Linked DNA regions of Homo sapiens: region 2 is linked to region 1. The links are chromatin loops, found by intact Hi-C in ENCODE. Cell type or tissue: Calu3. All regions are shown on one strand. Each heading gives the region's core, and the rest is flanking DNA. Links, peaks and the distances in the headings are about the cores only.

The links. A loop is a pair of places that touch in the nucleus more often than their neighbours do. Peaks named below come from ENCODE experiments on the same cell type or tissue, not always from the same donor. Only the 100,000 strongest peaks of a DNase experiment are listed, where the experiment ranks them.
Region 2: it touches region 1 in a loop (2.2-fold over the local background); 3 of 110 quality-filtered maps call a loop at or near these places.

Annotation. Positions count from the first base shown.
Region 1 is chr17:71,626,940-71,640,044 of GRCh38, forward strand. No RefSeq gene overlaps it. Among named protein-coding and RNA genes, the nearest start is that of ROCR, 390 kb to the right of the region's middle. In Calu3, for the core only: no CTCF peak of the experiment used is centred there; DNase peaks (open chromatin) are centred at 5,632 and 6,542.
Region 2 is chr17:71,676,597-71,689,701 of GRCh38, forward strand. No RefSeq gene overlaps it. Among named protein-coding and RNA genes, the nearest start is that of ROCR, 340 kb to the right of the region's middle. In Calu3, for the core only: no CTCF peak of the experiment used is centred there; no DNase peak of the experiment used is centred there.

The DNA of each region.
Region 1 (13,105 bases), core at 3,231-7,230:
AGTGTACCAGGGAAATAAAAGTTACATAAAGCAGAATGCCAGGGAAATATATGCTAAACAATTAGCAGAGTTCACACAGGGCTGGAAAATGCCCTAGTTACTATTCACCAAAATGCAGAGTCCTCATGGAATACCTGGACATTAGATGGTGATCCCAGGAAAGTCACACCTTAGTAGTGACTCAGACTTTGCCTTAGAGTAAAGAGTACTCTAAACCCATCATGACAAAGCTTAAAAACAAGCTTCAAATGGAACAGGCTCGACTAACTACTCAACATTAACATCCTTTAAAGACATACAACAAACATCAGGGCAAAAGCAAACAAACAAACAAAAAACAGTCATAATGACCAGGAAGATAATGTTGTCCATAATCAAGACAAAAATCAGTTAATAGAAAATGACTCATATAGAGAAGATGAAAAAATGGCATTAGCAGGACTTTGAACAGCTATTAAGGAAACGATAATTACATTCCAAAACTTAAGAGAAAATTAAGCAGCACCTTTTCGAATAACATATGAATAAAATAATAAATCAAAACCAAAGTTATAAAATATGCTTCACTGAGAAGAAATTTTAAAATACACATCAAAATTTGTGGAATAGAGCTAAAAGGGCTTAGAGAACAATTCATAGCATTAAAATTTTATATTAGAAAAGATCTAAAATCAATGATCTAACCCTCCACTATGAAAAATAACCTAGATTAAAGAGAACACATTAAATGTCACATACATAGAAATGAAAAAATACTAATGAAAAATGTGCAAGTCAATGAAATAGAAAATGAACAAATAATAGAAAAAATAAATAAAACCAAAATTTTATTCTTGTTACAGAGCAGTAAACTGGTAGACTTAAAGCTCTAGAGAGAAAGAGGAGAAGGGAAAAGGAGAAAAAAAGGGTGGGAGATGGGGAGAAAGAGAGACAGACAGAGAGTAACAGAGAGAATAAACAAATTATCAAATTACCAACATCAGGAATAAAAGTGGGGACATCACTAGAGATGCCACAGAGACTAAAATAATAAGGGAATATTTCAAACAACTTCATAATAAATTTGACCACTTAGATAAAACTAAAAAATACCTTGAAAATCATAAATTAAGAAAACTGACTGATGAAGAGATAGAAAATTTGAATGATTAATGCCAATGAAAGATACTGAATTTGTAAGTAAAAATCTTCTTAGAAAGAAAATTCCAGTCCCAGATGGCTTTATTGGTTTTGGCCAATAGTATTTTCCAAATATAGTTGCATTAATATCTTTTATCACACATGCTCTTTTGAAGCCTTGTCACACTCCATAAAGAAACGTAATATGATTCTTTTTTTTTTGTATCTGAGTGATTGTAGGACTTGCTTTTAATTAATAGAATGTAGTAGAATTACACTGCTTAACTTCCAACTCTAGTTATAAAAGGTGATTCCAATATATAACAATGAGAAGATATGGGAAAGCTACCCATATATCTTTTGGTTGAGAGCCAGCATCAACCACCAGACATGTGAGTTGAGTCTGGTCCTCAGATATCAAGTGACTTTAGCCTTTGAATCTAGCGACCTGAGGCACACAAAGTAGAAGAGCAAAGATAAGCCATCTCTGCTGTGGTCTGTCTGAATGCCTGACTCAGACTCTATGTGCACTAAAAAAAGGTTGTTTGAAACTCATCAATTTTAAAGTGGTTGGTTATGCAGCAATAGAACTGAAACACAATTCTGTAAAATATTTAAGGAATATTTAGATTTATTACAGAAAAGTAAGTTTGCTGTAACATTCAAAAGATCAAATTCATCATATTTACAGAATAAAAAAGAAACACCATACGATCATCAAAAATGCAGGAAATTAAGTTGACAAAGTTTGATAGCTATTCATTATTTATGTTTTCAGAAATTAGGAATAGAAGGAATTTTCCCTAGTCACGTAGGGGTTTTGATGAAAAAACAAGCTAACATAATACTAACATTACATTTAACAGTAAAAGAAGTGATGATTTCCTTCTGAGACTAGGAACAAGACAATAGTATCTACTGTTTTCATTTCTATTCAACATTGTGCTACAGATCCTTGTCAATTCAATAACAAAATAATAATAAGTAAAAGGCATACATATTGGAACAAAAAAAGTTAGACTTCCTTATTTGCAAGATGATATGATTACCTATCTAAAAATTCCAAACAACCTACAAAATAACAAAAAAGGCACTAAGTAAGTTTGTCAAATGTATGCAAATATAAATTGTTTTTTATATGCCACCAATGAAGCATTAGAAATTAAAATTTTAAAAATACTATTACAATTGCAATTAAATGTTTAAGTATAAATTTAACAACACGTGAGCATGAGCTGTACACTAAAAACTGCAGAACATTGCATAAACTACAAAACAATGCTGATGCCTAAATAAAATGGAGAGTTATAACATGTTCATGGATTAAAAGACTCAATATTGTTAAGATTTCTATAATTTTACTTATAAAATTAATGCAATCCCAACCAAGTTAACAGCCTATATTTTAAATATAACCAAGTCTACATTTTTTTAAAAATTGACAAGCTAAGTTGAAAATATATATGGATATGCAAATAACCTACAATAGCAGGGAAAAAAAATTACAAAGAGAATAATATCTGATTTTATTACTTATTCTTAAGTGTGCTGTTATCATAAAAATAGAAATATATATTAGTGGAACAGAATGGCAAGTGTATTAGTCAGTTCTCACACTGCTATAAAGACATATCTGAGACTGGGTAATTTATAAAGGAAAGAGGTGAATTGACTCACAGTTCCACATGGCAGGGGAGGCCTCAGAGAACTTACAATCATGGTGGAAAGGGAGGAGGCACATTTTACATGGCGGCAGGCAAAAGAGAGCAAATGAATGAAGGGGGAAGAGCCCCTTATAAAACCATCAGCTCTTGTGAGAACTCACTCAATGTCACGAGAACAGCATGGGGAAAACTACCCCCATAATCCAATCACCTCCCATTAGGTCCCACCCTTGACACATGGGGATTAGGGGAATTAAAATTTGAGATGAGATTTGGGTGGGGACACAGTGCCAAACCATATCAGGGAGTCAGAAATATACCCACACATATATGTGGCTATGTATATATGTTAACTTTGACAAAGCTACCAAGACAATCCAACAGAGAAATGGATAGTCTTTTGCACAATGATATGGGGATAAGTATTTATACATACAGAACAGTGAGCCTTGACTCTTCCCTTCCACTATATAAAATATTAACTTGAAATGCAACATAGATGTAAACTTCCAAAAGAAAATATAAAACTTTCAAAAGAAAACAAGAGAAATCTTTACAAACTTGGAATAGGTTAAGATTTCTTAGGTAAGTCACAAAGAATACAACTAATAAAAGAGAAATGGGCAACTTAGACTTCATCATAAAAAGAGAGAAAACATTCGCCCTTTGGAAGGAAGATACTGATAAGAGAATGAAATAGCAAACAGACTGGAAGAAAATATTCGCAATAAATATATCTGGTATAGGAATTATTTCTAGAATATGAAGAACACTTGAAAAATCAGTAATAGATCAAATAACCCTACATAAAAATGTTTTGTTCCAACACTTCACAAAAGAAGATGTATAAATAACCATAAGGACATTAAAATAAACTCAGCATCTTTATTCATCAAGGTAATGCAAATTAGGACTACAAATAGATATCATTATAACCCCACTATAATGGCTAAAATTAAAAAGCTTCTCTGTCCCAAGAGTCAGCAAGTATGTAGGACAATTGTTCCACACTGCTGGTAAGAATGTGAAATATTACAACTAGTCAGGAAAACAGCTTGTCAGTTACTCTAACAAGATAATCATACACTGACCATCAGCCATGGTACTCCTAGATATTTGACCAAAATAAATGCAAACACATATCTACAAAAAGAGTAGTACATGAATGTTTGTGAATGTTCATAGCACCTTTATTTGCCATAGCCCAAATGAGAGAAAACCCAAATGTCCATCCACAGGTGACTGGATAAATAAATGTGGCATATCCATGAAATGAAATTACGATAAGCAATGAAAAGAATATACTACTTTTATGCAACAACATGGATGAATCACAACAACACTGGCTTTACACAAGAGAGTATAAACTCTAAGATTATAATTACATGAAACTGCAAAAAATTCAAATCTAATCAGTGGTTGCCTGTGGTCAGAGGTTGAAGAATTGAAATTGACTACAAAGGGGCACAATTTTGGGGCTGATAAATGTTCTATATTTAGGTTGTGGAGGTGATTACACAGAGTTATATTTTCAAAATTTCTCAAAGTATATGCTCAAAATGGGTGCAGTTTATGTAACTTATACATATTTAACTTATGCCCCAGTTGATAATTTCTTATCTTCTCCCAATACCAAAATACATACCCATCCACAAACTCTGCCTACACCACCCCTATCCATATGCTGTGTCTGTGGACTCTTTTCTTGGGTGAGTTCCTTCCCAAGTGGTGCCTAAACAATTTAAGCAAATAGGACCCTGGGTACTGAGGTACTTTGTAAGCCCTGTCTGTATGTTTGGCCATATGAGTTTAGATATTATTCAATTTTACTCCCTCTGGAATTTGCAGCTATTCAAATCTACACAGTAATGAATGACTAAAAGCTAGTGGCAAAAGACAAGTATTTAAAGAATGACAGAAACAGGAAGAAATGCGTATCTGGGGAAAGTCATTAACTGTCTTTCCTGTGATGAGTGACTTCCAGAGGGCAAGAACAAATATGTTCTACATCAAAGTATCCCTGTATACTTTTGAAGGAAGTTATTTCTGTCTGCTCAAAGATTTTATGAAATGCTATACTTGGTGATAAGTTACCACTCTTCCACCCCCTCACTGGCATAGAATTACAACACAAGAGAATAACAATTAAATATTATTTGAGCTGTGGTTTAGAATGCATATATTTAGGACTTTAACAGAAATGACATTGGGTGGCATTTGCTGAAGAGCGGTATGACATGAAAATCAAATCCTTGAGAAAATAAATGACCACTCTACCAGAATGCTTAAGGTCAAGTCTATGGAGAACATTGTACCATCTTACAACTATTTTGATCTTCAGTATTTTTCTTTTTTGAGAAACATTTCTCTGATTTCCTTTTATTTAGACTTGTAGTTGAAGCAGCAGGCAAAAATAGCAGGCCCATAAAAGATCTTTTCTCCATTGATGTATATACGTTTCTTGATCATTTCTATAAACTCAGAAAGTCACATGGATATTCCAAAAATGGTGTCATATGAAAAAGTCATTTCCATCATAGTTTGTGATATTTTTCTGTATGTGCAGTTCATGTATTATATTCACTATGGTGTCATTTCATAGAATGAGGCTCTCTGGGTAGCAGGAGAAAACGCTAGGCAAATAGGGAAAACATCTGAGATTAAAAGTTTTCCAGGAAATATGTCATAAGGCAACACTAAGTATATGAATCATTGAAAGAGAACTATCTGGAGATCTCTGGGGACAAAAACTTCTAAGAATCATAAAAATGTGTTATCATGATTCCTGCTGGTAACTTGAGCCAACTTCAAAGCTTTCTTTCGGGGATTATGCCAAGAGTACCCATTATCAGAAAGGAGTAATTAGAGTGAATTATTATTATGTCCAACCTGCCTTAGATGGAGTACAGCTGCTGAGTCACACTATAAAAATGAAATTGGAGCATTCACCTGCTTATGTAGTTTGTTTGAATTGTATATCTGGTTTTCAAAGCCTGAACAGTGACACCAGAAAAATAAAAAGTCATCACAGAGTTTAGCAGACATCAGATTTGAATGCCCTCTTCTTATGTATTGCAACAAGGCAATATAATTTTCTGGACATTTTTAACACTTTAAAGATTAATTAGTTTTCATGGGGTGTTATTTAAACATAGAAATTTTATTCTATCATAAAAATAACCATTGTTCCCAGATGTGTCTGTTTAACTGTATTTATAGTGCTTGCAGTTGCAGTTCCTGGAGCCTCACTATCTGCTGCAACTGCTTCATAAAGGAAAATTTAGACAGAAGGTCACAATATAATAAAATCCTTTCTCATTCACTTCTGCAATGAACTTGAAAGGAACAGGTGCATGGTCTGGGAGGAAGACTGATTGATGATTGATTATCCAAAAGATTGCTTCTTTTTTTTTTCTTATTTTTCTTCTTTTCCTTTCCCACTCAGTAGGTTCCCCAAAATATCATGAGAAAGCAGTTTAATACAAACAGATACATCTTACTCTAGTTAAAAAAACAATTATGAAGAAGTAGAATGACATAGACAACTGATAAAAGAAGATGTAACTCATTTTTTCCCTCATTTTTGATGCATACACATCTGGGAATTTCATACACAAAGTTAAGGAAGTAAACAGATGTCTGCTGTTGATCGCCATCTCTGGTGAACTTTCAGAGCCCAGCAGTAATTTGCCCCGTGGCTCTCTCCTTATCAGAAGGGCATTATAAACTCTCACCTGGGAGTGAGCACCGCAGCCTGCCCAAGCAACATTCATCTGGCATCAATCCTGGTCATAAAACAAGCCCATGAGTAATATAACAGCCCAGGTGTCTACAATTTCCGACTTCCAAACCATCTGAAAGCATGCAACAACTTTCAAATCACGGTTTCCCTATCTCTATTTAAGGACAGTGAAGAGAACTCTAAGAATTGTAACCTAGTCCCAGACATACTTTGGTTGAGTGTAACACTCTTGCTCATTTCCCATCAAGACAGCAAATACTGTGAGTGATCAAAAAGGAATGACATACTCCAGGAGTGTAAAAGCAACTGGACCAATATCAGCAATGCAGGTTGCATAACCAGCAAATGCCTGATCTTGAAAAGATTGTCTTGACTTGCCAATGTGTTCTTCATTCAACAGCTAGGAGAGTATGTTGGTGGTACCCAGACCAAGAAGCCTCGAACATCTGAAGTGGTTTACACTGCTAAAGACAAGACAGCAGTTGTGATCAAAAACATTTCTAGCTGAATATATATTTTTGTCCTGGGTTTGAAGACACAAAAATAATGTATAGACCCTAAAGTTTATACTTATTTTAAAAATTAGGGAAAGAGAACTAGATAGAGGTGATGGTTGCAAAATGTTGCGAATGTACTAAATGCCACTCAATTGTACACTTTAAAATGATTAATTTTATGTTGTGTGAATTCCATCTTAATAAAAAAGAATTTTAAATGGTGAGAAAACATTTACATAAGGAATTAAGGCCAAAACACTCTGGGAACAATTCCTAAATAATTCTTTCATTCCACAAACTTTTTTTGCACACTTATAAGCAAAGTAAATACTAAGTAAAGCAATACTAAGGTATGGGACTTAGAAAATTAAGACACTATAAAGCAAAGTAAATACTAAGTAAAGCAATACTAAGGAATGGGACTTAGAAAATTAAGACCCTTATATTCTCATCCTTCAAAATCCCCAGAGGATTTAAAGCCAGGATACCTAGTCTTTTGTTGTTGTTGTTTTTGTTGTTATTCTAATAAAGACTTCTGGGAAAGAAAATCTTTTCTCGGTCTTATCAAGCTAAGGTTCTAGGGTTAGACAGCCTGGCTTCCATCTGTGCAAGTCTAAGCATGCTGGTTAACCTCAACAAGTCTCACTTTTCCCATGAAAAAAGGAAGACAATAAAGAGATCAAACCTCAGAAGGATGTTTTGAGGATTTAGATAACACAGGTAAAGCATGTAGTATAATACTAGCATTAAATTGATATTAAGCTTGATTGTTGACATTATTATGTAGCTTTATCATTTATGTCAATATAATGTTTAAAATTGTTTTTGCTTCCTTTATTTTTCAGCACATTTCCATGATTGTACAGTATATCTTAATGATAATGAAATCAGCAGCTCTGAATCAAATTAATTTTTAAAAGATTCTAAACGTGGTGTATCTTACTGGTATAGTAACCATGATACTGGTATAGGACCGTGATACCATAGATTCAACTAACTAGTTAAGAGCTCAATAATCAGTTAATTCTTTTCTTTTCCTTCAAGTCTCCCCATTCCTAACTGTTGCAAAAAAAAAAAAAAAAAAAAAAAAAAAAACCAAAACAGAGGAAACTCTGTTACCTCCTAAGATAGGCTTGCTGTCTTGTAAAATAGCATTCAAGCTAGTGAAAGTTTTGGGGGAGAATAAGAGTGAAATAAATACATCTACTTCTACTTGCAGTTTATTCTTTTTCTTTTTTTGTGAAAAATTAACTTTATTATTTTATTGAGGAATAATTTACGTGTAACAAAACGTCCCATTTTAAATGTACAGTTGGTGAGTTGCAACAAATATATACTCATATATAACCACCACTACAATCAAGATAGCAAACATTTCTATCACCCCCCAAGATTACCCTTGTGCCTCTTTGCAATCAACCCCACCCCGTCCTTTGCGTCAGGCAACTATTTATCTGCTTTATGACATTTACGTTAGTACAGTGTCATCTACAACACAGCATTTGCAAATTATGACCCACAAGTTTTTTTAGTAAAGGTCTAAAGATAAAAATATTTTTTACATGTTTAAATGATTTTTCAAGAAGAATATTTTATGATAGATAAAATGCTTATGAAATTAAAATCTCCGTGTTCACAAATAAGGTTTGATTGTTACAGTCACACTCCTTCCTTATATATTGATTGTGGCTGTTTTTGAGCTGCAGTGACAGAGTTAAGCGGTTGAAACAAAGACAATATGGCCTGAAAAGCTGAAAATACTTACTATTCGGTCTTCTTACAGAAAATTGAATTAAACAGTGTACGATCTTTTCAATCTGGCTTCTTCGCTCACTGTAAGCTTTTGAAATTCATCTATACTGTTGCATGTAATAGCAAGTGGGCCTTTTTACCGCTGAGTAGTATTCCATTAAATATACCACAATTTGTTTCCTTACTGCCATACTCACATACATATGAGTTGTTTCCAGTTTGGGGCTGTCATAAATGACGCTGTGTTAAAATTCTTACACAAGTCATTTTGTGTTCATATGTTTTCATTTCTCTTGGTGAAGTAGCTAGGAGTAGACTTGTTGAGTCACATACTAAGGGTATGCTAATGTGATAAGAAACAACTGTGAATTAGACTTGCAGTTGCTCCATGCCTTTGCCATTCCAAAGACTGGCAAGAATTTGAAATTTGTATTCTTAGGGATTAAAATGCCAAGTATCTTTAAGCAAAAAACACACAATCTAACTTGAGTATTTATATTGCTCTATTTTTGTTAACATGTCTTTCTTAAAAATAAATTCTACTGTGTATATTTAAGGTGTGCCACATGATGTTATGGGATACATAGAGATAGTAAAGAGGTTACTACAGTGAAGAAATGAGCATCCATCACTGTTAATTACACTCATGTTTCTACCTCTCTTACCTCTTGTTTTCAGAAAATAATATTGTCTTTGGATTTCTACTTAATACTCTATGCCTTTTATAGAAGACTAAAATATATCTTATTTTTAAATTCTGGTGATGATAAAGCAGAACTGGATCACACACATTTTTTTGTAAGGGGCCAGATAGTTTAGGCTTTGCTGGCCACATATGGTTGCTGTTTAATATTCTCCTTCCTCCTCTTTTTCTTTCTTTTACAAACCTTTAAAAATGTGAAAAATACTCTTAGCTGATAGACTGTACAAAAACAGGCTATGTGCCAGATTCAGCCAATGGGTTGTAGTCTACCATTGAAACAGAATACTATTTTTTTATAATGTAACGATGCTCAGAGTTTTACCTATTGTTTCTTTAAAAATACTGAACATGAATCAATCTGACATCATAATAAATAGCTTTCAAAGAAAGTAATCTGAGATCTGGAAAACTCTCTCTTAAGTGGATGACAGAAAGCCAGCATTATCTCAGAACAAGCTCCTACAGCTGATTATTACATATTCAAGAATTTTGCTATCTGATTATTAAACCACTGACAGCTTGAAATGGACCACATTTTGAGTATTTACACCAGAAAAAATCAGCAAATACTATTTTTTTTTTTTGAGACAAGGTCTCACTCTGTCACTCAGGCTGGAGTGCAGTGGTGCCATCATGGCTCACTGCAGTCTTGACCTCCTAGGCTCAGGTGATCCTCCCACCTCAGCCTCCCAAGTAGCTGGGATTACAGGCACACACCACAACACCTGGCTAATTTTTGTATTTTTTTGTAGAGATGGGGTTTCACCATGCTGCCCAGACTGGTCTTGAACTCCTGGGCCCAAGTGATCCACCTGCCTTGGCCTTCCAAAGTACTGGCATTACAGGTGTGAACCACCATGCCCAGCAGCAAATACTTTTTATTTTATTTTAGAGATCAGATCTATCATCATGCCATTGGCAACACCCTTGTGAATACTAGTGCTTTGCTGTCTGTATGCACAGCCTGATGGTACCCAGACTAGCAGAAAGTTAATCCATTAATCACACTCCCCAGATACTGTGGGGGACAACCCATCCTTGTTTCCCATCATAATGTGGAACATTTATATTTTTCTCTCACCTGTAATCTAACTGGAAATTGAGAAATTCTAACCATAAATTTAAAAATGCAGTTTCTATAACATTCACTGAGAAGGCACAAGAAAATAGGAAATGCTTCTATATCTGAATTGCTGTATATTTCTGGTTTTATTTTTTCTGTTCATGTGCAAATGCATGTTCTAATTTTTCCTTGTATATAATTAAAATAATAAAGTTTCTCATAAATTTAGTTTAATATTTTGCACTATGTTTATAAAAATTTCAGATGACAGCTTCTTTCTGATTTTGACTTCTGTAAATTGAGTTGGATCATTGTATAGATCAAGGGTCACCTGCAGGACAAATCTGATCACTGCCCAGCCATGAGCTAATGTTTTTACATATTAAAGCATTATTTAAAAAAGAAAAAAAAAGGAAGTGGAGACAGAGAAGAAGATGCAACAACAACCATATACTCTACAAAGACTAAAATTTTAACTATTTGGCCCGTACAGGAAGTTTGCCAATCCTTTGTATAGATAATCAACACAGCATTAATATTACATAATTTACTTAATATTTTGCTCACTATGATTCTATTAGTCTGTTTTCACAATGCTATAAAGAACTACCTGAGCCTGGGTAATTTATGAAGAAAAGAGGTTTAATTGACACACAATTCCACAGGCTATACAGGAAGCATGGCTGGGAGGCCTCAGGAAACTTACAATCATGGCAGAAGGTGAAGGGAAAAGCGGGCACATCTTACCATGGCAGAGTAGGAGAGAGAGAGAGAGCAAAGGGGAAAATGCTACACACTTTTAAACAACCAGATCTCATGAGAACTTTATCATGAAGCAGCAGTAGGGAGATGCTGCTAAACCATTAGAAACCACCCCCATAATCCAATCACCTCCCACCAGGCTTCAACTTCAACACTCAGAATCACACTTCAACATGAGATTTGGGTGGGGACACAGAGCCAAACCATATCAATGGTATACAAGATAGGGAACAAATTATCTTCCTATTTGTTCTCTTTTAAAAATGACAAAGAAATAAGAATATAGGAAAAGGAGCAACGGATTTACTGGAAATTTCCTTGTTTTCCTCTCTTTGGGACTTTTTTCTCACCCTCCCCATTTTTGTAGGTAAGAACATTAATTTAAAAACAGGAAAGAATGAGTGAAGCAGGGAGTAATAAACTCTCCGTGTCTATCACTTCACTTTCCACCAAGCCAGCATTCCTCAAATATTCATGAGTACTCAACTTTTAAAACAGGATATGTAAATAAATTGTACTCACAACTTGTGACAGGCTAGGTACCACAAAATTGAAATATAGTTATCTACGTAGAAATCCTGTGCTTCTGGTGTTTACATGTTCCATTCAAGATACTTTATTGAGAACCTGCTGTACCCAAGGAACTATATTATGGGTCACCGGTCTGAAAGCAGTCTAGATACATACTTAGCTATAATAAAAAATTAAGCGTACAGTCACACTGTGTGTAAACAATTCATTTTATTCAGGCATTCCTCCAAATGTCAATGTCTTCTCATATTTAGCACTCTACCAGTTTGCATGAAAATCTGCATTTACAAAGGAAATATTTGACTAGGCTGTTGACAGAAAGAACCTAAGACAGAAGAGCTTCTTTAATTTTTCTCTTTTTTCTCAGCCTTTCCAAGAGAGCAAACACCAGCTCTATTCAGGTTAGGCAGCTGTTGATGGACATCTGAGTATTGGTAATAGGAACTTCCTGGGCTGATCATAAAACTCAGGGTCTTGGTTTTGCCCTGGGTTACAAGCAGACCAAATCGAATGTATGCAACTTGTACAGTATTTGAAATATAGAGAATGAGAAGGAGATGGCAGTGGGAAGAGCAAGGAAAAGGCAAAGACCAAAGAAACACAACACAAAGCTCTGGAGGCAGAAGGGCTGGGATTGTGGTAGAGAAACTTACCAGATCATGTGAGGGTTTGCAGGCCACGTAAAGAGCAGTTTGAAAGCAGCAGAGTGTGCTTAGAAGAAACAACAAGATTTGATTCTACTTTTAAAAGTTCACACTTGGGGCTGTTAGATGGTAAATGAATGGTCATCAGGAGGAGAAGAATTAAAAAGACCAGTTGACAGGTTATTTCAGATAGTTCAGGTAGCAAATAATATTGGCAATGGAGAAGGAGCAAGGAAACATAATCATAATGTATTTTTGAGTTACTAATGTCAGGATTTTTGCAATGGGCTAGTGATGTTCTATTTTACTATGGAATTAAATGAGAGTTCAATAACAGCTTACACGAGAAATTCTAGTGCTCCATGTCATTCTCCTAATCTACATTGTATATTCTTTCATGAAAAGATAATCACTTTGCTTTTATGCAAAGATATTAAATAATAACTGTTGTAGACTGAATGTCTGTATCCCTCCAAAACTCATAAATTGGCATTTAATCCCCAATGTGATGGTATTTGAAGGTAGGATCTTTGGGAGGTAATTATGTAATAAGAGTGGAATTCATACCCTTGTAAGAAGAGGCCAGAAAGTCAGCACATTCTCTTTTCATCAAGTGCATACAACCAGA
Region 2 (13,105 bases), core at 4,172-8,171, 51 kb after region 1:
GCTGGAATCACAGGCACCGACCACCACGCCCAGCTGATTTTTGAATTTTTAGTAGAGAAGGGGTTTCACCATGTTGGCCAGGCTGGTCTCGAACTCCTGACCTCAGGTGATCCGCCTGCCTAGGCCTCCCAAAGTGCTGGAATCACAGGCGTGAGCCACCATGCCCAGCCTCTATCCATATTTTTTTTTAACCAAATTGCAAGGTATTGATCATATTATCTAAACTACATTAGAACAATGGCACATGTCCAAAAAAGATAAAGTAGTGTCATTTTCCCCCTTTATATGAACATTTGTATAAACTTTACCAAATGCAAATTAATCTATAGTGACTTTACATGTTTTAAATGTAAAGTCTCTTTCTCTGAAAGAGAGTGGGGGATAGGGATGAGTGGGTAAATAGGTGGTTGCATTGGAATTGAGTATAAAAAAGCACAAGTTTGGGAGTAATAGAAACATTGATTATTTTGATTGTTGATGGTTTCACAGGTGTCCGAACTAAATAAAATGTACAAATTAAATACATGTAGTTTATTTCCTCAATAAAGTTGTACAAAAGATGGATGGAAAGCTATGTAAAGTATTATTTACAAGCTAAATCAAACAAGGATGGGTTGATTACAAATTTGTCTTTTTTGCATATCTTTTTCCCCACTGGAATCAGAGTACTTGCTCTTATGTCAAAAGGTCATCTCTTATTACAAATATCAAGTATGTTCCAAAGTATGCAAGTCATTCAAACAGCAGAAGTGGGAAAGAAAGAATCCATCTAACAGATAGTGTAGGGAAAGTATCTACAGGGTTTTAATCTAACTTTACAAAAATAAACAAAGACTGCACGTATGTTTTGAGCCTTGGTTTCTGGTAGAATGGTAGTGCTAATTATAAAATTAGGGATTTGGAGGAGATTTTGGTTGAGTTTGGATTTAAAATATGTAAAGTCTGCAGAGTCAGTACGACGTGTATGAAAGCAGTTGGAAATGTGAAACTGTAATAGAGGGCAGCTGTTCCCATTCCTGCTCTTCTATTTAATATTTTCATATCTGTTTAGAGTAGCGCTGTCCAACAGAATATTCTGCAATAGTGCAAATGTTCTATCTCTATACTATCCAGTAGGATAGTCACTAGTGACTGTGACTATTGAACATTTGAAATGTGCCTGGTTAATAAATAAACTTTAATTCAAATTAGTTTAAATTCAGTAGCCACATATGGCTAGCGGCTACCATATTAGACAGCATAGATTTGGAAAATCATGACCCATTCAAAATCCCAATCTAGGAACTTCAGATAAACCAATCTAACTCATTTTTAAATTTTCCATTAGTTCTTTATTGAATAAATATTAAATGCTTATATTGTTTTGTGTATTATTGTATTCCCACCATTTAGCACAAATAAGGTCTTGCCGTCATGAAAGTTTTGTTCCACTCTGTCCCATTGGTCACCAAATCAAATTCCAGAAGTTGGAACTTCTTTCAACTTTACCTTCCTCATCTCTGCTACTTTTAATAAAGTCACAAGGTCATTAAAATTCATCCAAAAGGGGGAAATAACCTAAACATTTTGTTTTAGTTGTTGTTGTTGCTTGGTTTTGGTAGTGCAAAATGGAAATAAACGTTGCATTTCAACCAGTTATTGTGATGCCATGTTAGAATCCCTAAAACTAAAATACTAAGTATTGGTTTCTCAAGCAGAAGTTATGAAATGTTGAAGGCATCATGTCACATGATGTCTCCCTCTTTTCCACTGCCAAAGATCTGCTGATAGTAAGTATTGGTTGAAATACACTGCAAAATTTGATTCAGCCATCTGATTGTTCATGCTGATATATGTGCATTGGTTTTATGTATGTCTGTATTTAGGTATGTCTGTGTGTTGCTGTAGTCTATAGTGAAACAAGTATTTTTACCCAGGTATAAAAACAAACCAGTCGGGGTGGCTCTTGCCTATTATCCCAATACTTTGAGAGGCCAAGATGAGAGAATAGCTTGAGCCCAGGAGTCTGAGACCAACCTGGGCAAAATACTAAGATCCTATCTCTACAAAACATTTAAAAATTAACTGGGTGTGGTGGGCGCATGTCTGTAGTTCCAGTTACTTAGGAGGCTGAGGTGAGAGGATCGCTTGAGCCCCTGGGGTTGAGGCTGCAGTGAGCTATGATGGTGCCACTCCTCTCTAGCCTGGGCGACAGGGTGAGAACCTTTCTCTACAAAATAAATAAATAATAAAAATAAATAAAAGATAAAGACATCCTCTTACAAAGGGGAAAAACACGTTTATTTGAAGTGGCCCAAATATTCAAATACTTAGTGAAATTGTCCATTATATATATCTGAAGTTCTGAGCAACAACGTGAGCGGTGTACGTTTTTCCTGTGCAAACTAAGTAGCATACCTTCTGAAATGTTTTTCAGTAGAGATTTCCTTAATTGGTCATAAAGCCTTTGTAAGCGGACTGAAACTTTTTAATTAGCAAAGAATGGTTTCAAGTCATGGGTGAGGGGGGGAAAGAAACTTGTCAAAGACTTTATCATGTGATCACAAATCTATCCAGAACTGTAAATTTGTCAGAGAAACCCACTGAGTGACCCTGAGGGAAACCAAGTACATTTATGAAGGAAACATCAACCCCATACGAGTGTCAAAAGGATAGGAAATCAATATCTGCAAAGTCTTTAGACTGTCAAAAAGACATACTTTTGCCTTCGTTGGCTCTGACTCCTTGGGATACCCAAAGGAATTATTAGAGACTCTGAACAGCAAGCCTCATTACCATAGATGTAATAAAGCTTATTTTCTGCCGACTTCTTGGTTATCACTATTTAAAAGTGGTGAAATGCTGATAGTCCCAATATTCTCATGAAACGTGGAGTAGCTAAATCTAATTATTGAGTCTAAAATTGCTAACTTCCTAGCAAACCCAACAGGAATTACATGAATGACTATTTTCATGCTTTTAACGAAAAGCAACTTGTTATATTAAAAAAATTGTTATAGTTTAAAGGAATAGGAGAAAAGATATTTCTGACCTAACACTATTGAAATAACATCTAAATAATTTATCCTGATAGGTTGCAAATAAAAATACCATAATGTTCTGTAGCACTGAATTAGCTTAGCATGTGGCTATGTGTGTAGTACATCAACCAGTATTTGACTATGCCTTTTGTAATACAGGGAACAAAGTAAGAAAGAACACCGGTCATCTGGAAGAAATACAGGATCCTCAGGAAACACTGAGAAGATGACCTTGCCATGCCTATCTTCAGATTCCAAGACTCGAGTTACTTTATCATTATCTATCCCAAATCCTGGACACAAAGGGAAGGCACAAAGTAATCTGCCTTTCCAGAATCCAAAGGGATTCTATTGCTCTATCACCAGGGTGCTTTAATTTCCATCATGAACAAATGGTGCTTTGAAAGACTGAACATCTAATTTGTTGACTGTTTTCATTAGTGTGGTTTTCTTGGTAACCAACATGGGAGAAGTAGTTGTTTGGGCCTCCGAGACTGTGACTAAGGCAGCTCATAACAAAAGATGGCTCTATGCAGAGATTTTGTTGTTGTTTTCATTTCTATAAAAATAGTTTCTCTCAATAGCTGCATTGGATGGACTTTTTGTCATAGTTTAATTTTCCCAGTCTTCCCTATTTATAAGAACGTCCTGGAATGACTGCTAAGTACAGATCACCAGACCCTGCCCTGCAGATTCTGACCCCTAAGGAGGGTCTGGGATTCCGAATTTTTAGCGAGTGTCCCTTGTCTGAGAAACATTGCCCTGGGTCACCGTCCTGCTGCAATCAACTATCCAAAGCAAATGTTGCTGCCAAACGATAGAACTTGGATCTCAGCAAGTTCACGAAATCCTGATAGCATCTTAGTTCCTCTCACCTTCTTTCCAACTTTCATGGTCTTTAAGAGATGTTTATAGAAAGTTGTCCATCTAGCTGTCGTTACAATAGGAAGCTGGAGAAACTTGTACCATGGTCTGTTAAAGTTGTCCTTCTCATTTAGAATTATATTCCATACTTCTGACAGACGGCTTCAGAAACAGCCTGATCATCTTCTAACTATTTTAACATTGACTTGGCTTCTGTTGTTCAGGAACCAGACTCCAAGGTGGAGATGTGCATGCACTAAGTTTATTGGAGAGCTCCTGGGATATCTTTGAAGGAATGAGAGGAGCAGGAACAGAAGAAAATGCTGAACAGCAAGCATTGCAACAAAGGCATCAGCTGATCTCAAAGAGAGCTGTGGGACAGGAAGGCCCTTCAGAATTGTCCCCAGCTCTGCCAAGATGGCTACGTCTTTATTCTTCCCTACTGATGTTTTCTTGGATGCAGGCTCCCCTTGGGGTATGACCTTGGGCAAGGCAGTTATCTTCTTCAGAGAGCCATCCTCAGAGGGAATTCAATCATGATCCATCAGCAGTCAACTCCAGCTGGGAAACAAATTAGTTCTGAATGTTGTGAAGACAAGATCTGGGACATGCATCACAATGTCTATTACAAAAATTGGCTATTGGGTATCGAGTCCAATCGTGCTCACCTTCATTCATATCTGGTTGCTCTATGTTTCAATAAGAAAACAAATAATCTTGGGGCCATGATCACCTTTGAGAAACCTAGGACACCCTAAACACTTTAAGACAGATGATTTAACACATTTTCAATGCACAATAAGAAGGAGGGTCAACATATTGTAGCACTAAGATGTCAGGTTTCATTAGAGTTAGTTGTTTCAGGAAAGCAAAGGGAAATAAAACACAGAGAAACACTAACAAAGACTCATATTACCAGCCTCTTAAATACACTGACCGTATATTGGTATTTTATATTGAAAAAAAAGGAAATGTGCATTTTGTGTATTTCAGTGTATCAATACTCTCATCCACTAAGGCCTCTCATCAACCATTTAGTGGTCAGACAATCCCACAAATGAGAAGTCCAACCAAGCTCACTTCTGGAGTTCTTATGAATTTCAGGTGCTGTGTGCTGGCCTTTCATAGTGAACACGTCACAGGGTACTAGGCAAACACAGCACCAGTCTACTGCTAAATTGTCTGAATCTCACATTTTCAACTGGAGAAAATCATGCTTAATTCAAGTGTCAACAGAGGTCTTGTTTAACCAAGAAAAGGAAGACAGTGCAATCTGTGCTCCAGTGTTGCCTGTGAAGAACCCAGTGTACGTTTTCTGCTGCCCTTCCTGAAGTGGAAGATCTTTAGAAGTAAACCCTGGCAATTGTGAATGGGAAGTAGGATAAAGCTCATCTACTTGCATGTTCAATTCGAGCGCAGGCAACACTATGAACTTTGAACATATATGGCCATTGTTCTGGTAAATGGTAAATGTTTGATGAGCCAGAACCCAAATCTAAGTCAACATGCCCCCAAAGAGAACAAAGGTCATCAGGCCTTGCTGCTGATTAACTCATGCTAATCACTGATCTGATAAGAGGTCTTGATAATTAATCTCAATGTCAGTTTTCATTTCACTTGGAAATTGCCACTTTCTCTTTATTCTATTTGGGGAAAAAGGGATAGCTCATCTCAGAAGTAGTCTTCTGTCATTCTCATAGTATGTGCTCCTCAACAAAGCATGTTCCTTTTCACACTTTTCTTCCCCACACTAACAAATTTATTCCTCACCACTGGCCTTTCCGTTGACTATTCTCACTTGATCTGAGCATCAGTGGAAAAGGAAGCAAGAGAAGACTATGACCCTGTTCACTGCCCCAGAGCCTTCTTCCCTATCCTACTGCTGCAGTGACACAAATCACATGAGACATGATCAACTTTAATAAATGGTTGCAATAAATAGAAATCACAACTTAGTGACAATTTTCCCCTGCTATTTTATAAATATATTATAAGGAAAATGTAACCAAGAAGTCACACATTTTGTAGAGTTCTTCATCTACATCCCTGCTTTTGAACTTCTCATACCTATTCATAGGGTCTGAGCATTCTTGTGAAAAATCTTTTTTCTAAACTCTGCTGTGTGTCTTTATGACCACCATTCAAAAGTTTTACCTATGCACTTGAGTTGGTTTTCTCCCAGGGTTCATTCCCACCACTTCACCCAAATTATTTTTACCCAAGACTGAGCTATTTTAACTGGAACAAAAATCAAAAATAACACTCTTGTTTTATAATTGGGGTCAGGAAGGTGAAAGTGGTGGCTCATGCTTGTAATCCCAGCACTTTGGGAGGCTGAGGCAGGTGGATCACATGAGGCCAGGAGTTCGAGACCAGCCTGGCCAACATGGTGAAACCCTGTCTCTACTAAAAATGCAAAAATTAACCAGGCATGGTGACTGCACGCCTGTAATTCCAGCTCTTCAGGAGGCTGAGGCACAAGAATCACTTGATCCCAGGAGACGGGAGGTTGCAGTGAGCCAAGATCATGCCACTGCACTCCAGCCGGGGTGACAGAGCAAGACTCTGTCTCAAAAAGAAAAGAAATAATTGGGGTCAGGAAAGAAGTCAAAATATACAAAGGAACAGCTATGTTCACCATTGGTTTTCTAAGTCCCAGAAAACAGATGGGGCATGTAGACGGGCTAGACATCCCAAACCTAGAGCAGCAGTCTCAAAGGGCATAGGAACTTCAGGCCACATCCCCTCAAAGTCATCCCATCAGAGTGAATTTCAAAGGCACTTTCTTATTCTTCCTAGGATATATGAACTGAAGTATCCGTATTCATGAATGAACACACACCTACACAGACATCCTATAAGAAGTCATATTAAAAATATATAATTTTCTAATTATTCTATAACTTGCAAGACATTTTCACAGTGGACTTAGGATGTCATAATATTAGGTGTCTTTTCTCAAGCCTCTGCCCTATTTCTCTGCTCCCTTTCAGACGTAAACTCATTAACTTGTTGTATATTTGTGTTGTCTCTTCCCCATCACCTTTTTCACTTTCCTCAATCAACTGCGATTAACTATTATCAATATCACTCTACTAAAATAGCTCTTACTGGGGTCAAGAATAAGACTCGTGTTGCCAAATCTAGTGGCCAACTTTCTGTCCCATTTTACTCAACTTCTGACAGGTTTGGTACCGTTGAGTGGTCTTTCCTTTGACTTCTATGACACCTGATTTTCTATTTCATCAATGTTCTTCTTTACCTCCCTCCTCTTTCTCAACATAAATTTTGTCCACTGTTATTTTCTCTATGTATTTCCTCACTAGGTGATTTTATACAATCCTGTGGCTTAAATTCCCTATGTATGCTTATGACTTCTGTATTAGCATTCCCAGGTCTGAGTTGTCTGCCCTCTGTACAATTAACACCAATACGTGAATGTGTGAGAGGCATCCAGGAAGCTTCCTACTTTAACCTGACCAAAACTTATGCTTTTTTCCCCTCTGCATCTGCCCTTTTCCCAGTCATTCCTATTAGTAGTGCAGATCACAGTCCACTCAATTTAATCAAGTAACAAGTCTGCATATTACCCTTGATTCCTCTCTTATTTCTTATCTCATATCAAGTCCATTAATGAAACATATTTTCCAAACTTCAAAATACAGCCCAACTCAGCTAATCACATCCAGCACTAGAATTCTCAAGATTTTCTTACTTGTGTTACCACAAGACTCCAACTTATATTTTGCCTTCACTCTTACCTACAATTCTTTTCCTACAAAGAGCCAAAATTACATTTTAAGAACAAGAACCAGATCAAGTCACTCCCTTGTTCAAGACCCTTCAAAAGCTTCCATACTATTTAAAACAAAATCCAAATTCCCTCCCCTGACCTCAAAGGCCATATATGATCAACCTCATTTCTCTTCAATTCTATCCTGCCTGACTCTGAAGCAGGCATGGCTGTCTTCCTGTTCCTCGAACTTACCAGTGGTTTATTCTTGCATCAGATCTTTTCTTTTTTTTTAATTTCCATAGGTTTTTGAGGAACAGGTGGTGTTTGGTCACACGAGCACATTCTTTCGTGGTGATTTGTGAGATTTTGGTGAACCCATCACCCGAACAGTACACATTGTACCCAATTTGTAGTCTTTTATCCCTCACTTTCTTCCCACCCTTTCCCCGGTGTCCCCAAAGTCCATTGTATTATTTTTATGCCTTTGAATCCTCATAGCTTAGCTCCCACTTATGAGTGAGAACATACGATGTTTGGTTTTTCATTCCTGAGTTACTTCACTCAGAATACTGGTCTCCAATTCCACCCAGGTTGCTATGAATATCATTTCATGCCTTTTTATGGCTGAATAGTATTCCATGGTATATATTATATATATATATATATATATATATATAATATACTATAGAATATATAACTTATTCTATATAAAATATATTTAATATATTTATATATTATATTATATAATATATATTTATATATATTATACATATAATTTTAAATATATTTTATATATAATTTTAAATATATTTTACATACATATTAAAATATGTTTTTAATATATACATAAATTATATATTAAACTATATAATACATATTTAATATATTTATATAATAGATATATGATATATGATATATAATATATATTATATACTGCAATTGTATAATATATAATATTATATAAAATATAATATGATATATGTTATATATATATATATATATATATATATATATATATATATATACCATGGAATACTGTTCAGCCATAAAAAGGCATGAAATGACATTCGTAGCAACCTGGATGGAATTGGAGACCTACGGGGGAAAAAAAAAGATCTGATGCCAGAATAAACACACTAGTAAGTTCGAGGAACCAGAAGACAGTCATGCCTGCTTCAGAGTAAGGCAGGATAGAATTGAAGAGAACACAATTTCTGTATCTGCTTATTGATTGATGGGCATTTGGGCTGGTTCTATACTTTTGCAATTGTGAATTATGCTGCTATAAACATGCGTGTGCAAGTATCTTTTTCCTATAATTACTTCTTTTCCTCTGGGTAGATACCTAGTAGTGGGATTACTGGATCAAATGGTAGTTCTACTTCTGGTTCTTTAAGGAATCTCCACACTGTTTTCCATACTGGCTGTACTAGTTTACATTCTCACCAGCAGTGTAGAAGTGTTCCCTGTTTACCACATCCTCACCAACATCTATTATTTTTTTGATTTTTTGATTATGGCCATTCTTTGCGTCAGATCTTTTGAACTTACTGTGCATTCTGCCTGGAACATTCTTCCTAGATCTTCACATAACTGGTTCTCTCAATACATCAAGCCTGGGCTCTTCTCAGAGAGCCTTTAATCATCCTGTGGAGGTAGCCACCATTCCCACCATCATTCCCAATTACCTTGCTGCACTGTTTTACTACAGCACTTAGAGTACCTGAAATTACCTTCTGTATTCGTTATTTTTGTAAGCTTTATGAAGGCAAGGTCTCTGTGTGTTTTTAATCCTGGAACACAGATCAGTGGCTGGAAAGAATAAACACTCAATATATATTTGTGAAATGAAAGAATTGGTTCCTTTCTCTCATTTCTTCCTCTTCAATTGTGTTCTTTCACTGGTTCCAAGAATCAGGCCTTGATAAACCGTATGACTTTGAAAAAAATCTCTATTCAGAGTAATAAAAAATAAATCTAATTAAACTTTTGAAATTATCCCTTGGTTGGGTTTATTATTGGATAAGCCACCTTTTCTAACAAGCCACTGGGACAATCTTTTTGCTTTCATATTGCTTTTTTTCATCACCAAGCCATGTTATCATTCATTTTAGTGGACAACATGTAGCTACTGTAATAAGCAGCATGTTATTTAGAGTCAAAATGGCCTCAATCATCACTTTCTCTGGAATTCATCCTTGACTTATTCAACCATATTCTGACTACTGAATATGGTTAATATTTTGCTATTCAATTAAAACCAAATTATTACAGCTTTCTAGTTCACTCTAGATTCTCTTATATATTCTAAAAATCCAATTTCATTCCAAAATCAAATTTTATTCCTGAAATAATAGGATATGTTGTAACTTTTCGACAAACTTTGTTGGTAAAATCTGACCTAAATGGATAGAAAGTTATTGATGGTCTAGTCTATTTCACTTAAGGTGCATATTCATATGTATAGTTGCAACATTGCTAAGGTGTTTGATTATGGGTGGTCTCACCCAATTCTCTTCTTCCTGAAAAGTCCCTGTGGCAACAGTTTCTTTGCCCAATAGCAACAGTCGTTACCATTTTACTCTGTGCTTTTTCAGAGATAAGCATTTGGATGCAAATGTGACTAGATATTTTTCTACACAAATGTAGCACATACTATAAACACACACACACAAACATACACACATTTCTGCAACTTTTTTTCACTTAACAATATATCATGGACATCAATAAAAATTAGTTTGCCCAATTATTTTCTTACAGTCTTATTTTACTTATTTTACTATATGAATGTGTCATAATTTATTTAGCCAGTCCCATTTATAGATATTTTAATTATTTTCAATACTTTGCTATTGTAAGTGATGTACCAAACCTCATATCAGACATAGCTGTACAATAATAATTAGAAAAATAGCCCAGGAAAATGGGCAAAGGATATTAAAAGATAATGCACATAAAAGAAAATGCAAATATATTTTCTTACTGATTTCACATTTCTTATAGATTTTATATATTCACAGGAAGTATGAATGTATTACAGAAATTAAGCCTTTATCTCTGACATGCTTTACAAACATATTTTCCCAATTTTCGACTTGACATTGGACTTTATTTATGGTATTTTTATAAGAAGTTTTTATAATTTTTATGTAATCAAATTGTTGACCTTTTTATATTTTAAATTTTATGAAATTTATATATTAGGAAAGACTTCCCACTCAAAAATAATTGATATAAAATGATTCCATGTTTTATTTTCTATGCTGATACATATCTATTTACATTCAAATTTTGATTTTTGGGTGTCTTTTTGGCTAAGAGGCCTGGTGTGATCCAATTTTCACCCTGGAAGCTACCCAGTATTTATTCCCAATACCATTTATTAAGTAATCTTTTGCTATCGTTTTTTCAGTTTTCTGGGGTTTTTTGCTTGTTTTTCAGTTTTCTTTTCATTATACAAAGTGCTTCAGGGTCCAGAGTGCAACCCGTAAAGAAAATTCTATTTTCTTTTTCATACTGACTGACTCACAGTACAATTTCTATTAAGGCTGGCACCATTTCTGTTATGCTTTGGGTCTGGGGGTACATACTGGGTTGCGTGATGGTGTAGGAGGTGCAAAGGCTGCCACCCCCTTCCCATGGGGCCAGGAGGGGCTCTGTTCATGCTCATTTGCATTTGAGACAACTTGACATTTGAGCATAGGCCAAGTAGCTTCTCTTTCCTCTGCTTCCTTGTACTTATTTTGGGATCTCAAATGTTAGAAAACAGGTAAAATAGTAAAATAAATAAAAATAAATTTTTTGAGGAAGTTATTCTTTCTTTTCATTATAGTTATTTTTAATGTGACTATTGAAGTCTCTGTAATTAAAGCTAATAAACAGTTGTAGTATGTGCATCTTACTTTATATAGCAAGTTATGTTTCTATCTTTAACCAGACATTTTATATTGTTTGATTAAAACTTTCTAGTTGGTAAATTCTATCATGAGGGCATTCATTCAATTAATAAAATCCCTGAGTATTTTCTGTGACAATTTATTCTACTCAAGGATGTGAAAGACTCAAATAAAGGTAAGGTCTCATTTCATCCTAGCTTTCTGGCATAGTTTAGCCAGAATAGACAGTAGCAGAACATATTCTTTGCAGGGGCGGGAAACACCTGTAAAACAAAATAGAATGTGATAAACGTTACCATAAAGATACAAGGAATAGGCCGGGTGTGGTGGCTCATGCCTGTAATCCCAGCACTTTGGGAGGCCAAGGCAGGAGATCACAAGGTCAAGAGATCAAGACCGTCCTGGCTAACATGGTGAAACCCCGTATCTCTACTAAAAATAAAAAATTTAGCTGGGCGTGGTGGCACACACCTGTAGTCCCAGCTACTTGGGAGACTGAGGCAGGAGAATCGCTTGAACCCAAGAGGCAGAGGTTGCAGTGAGCCAAGATGGTGCCACTGCACTCCAGCCTGGTGACAAAGCAAGACACCATCTCAAAAAAAAAAAAAAAAATACAAGGAATATCTCTAGTATGTCGAAGGGAGAGAGCAATTCCAAAAGTTTCAGGTAAATGTCATAGAAGCAATGTCACTGGACAAGCCTTTGAAATCCATTTGGCATTTTAACATGTCAAGATAATAACATAAGGACATTCCAAAAAGTGTGAGCTTCATCCAAAAAAGGGTGTGGAAACAAGATGATTGTTCTGACAACAAACTATCAGAAGGTTGTAGGAATGGAAACCAGAAAAGAGAATTAATCCCTCCAAATCTCATACTCCATCTGCCTCAAAACTCTTGATTTTAACTTCCATTTTTATCTTATGCCACTTTGTTCTTCCCCATTGCCAGGTTACTTCCCTAACCCAGAGACTAATCATCTCATTCTTAGATGATTGAAATATGTGGAGCTTGTGGTTCTATGCCTTGGTCTTCACACTGTTCTTATTTCACCAGAATATTATTATATTAAGGCTCTAGAGAAAACCCTTTGGTGGCTCCTTTAATATCTACAGGATATTGTCAAACTGCATTGATATGATGACTAATGTTCTTCATGGTCTCTCTTTATTCTATTATAATTCCACATACACATGTTCATATGTATTAGTCCATTTTCATACTGCTATGAAGAAATACGGGAGACTGGGTAATTTATAAAGAAAAAGAGGTTTAATGGACTCACAGTTGCACATGGCTAGGGAGGCCTCACAATCATGGAAGAACGCAAAGGAGGAGCAAAGGCACATCTTACATGGGGGCAGGCAAGAGAGTGTGTGCAGGGGAACTGTCCTTTATAAAACCATCAGATCTCACGAGACTTATTCACTAACAAGAGAATAGCATGGGAAAAACCCACCCCCATGATTCAATTGCCTCCCACTAGGTCCCTCCCATGACACGTGGGAATTATGAGAGCTACAATTCAAGATGAGATTTGGATGGGGAAACAGCCAAATCATATAATAATCTAACTTAAATAACTCT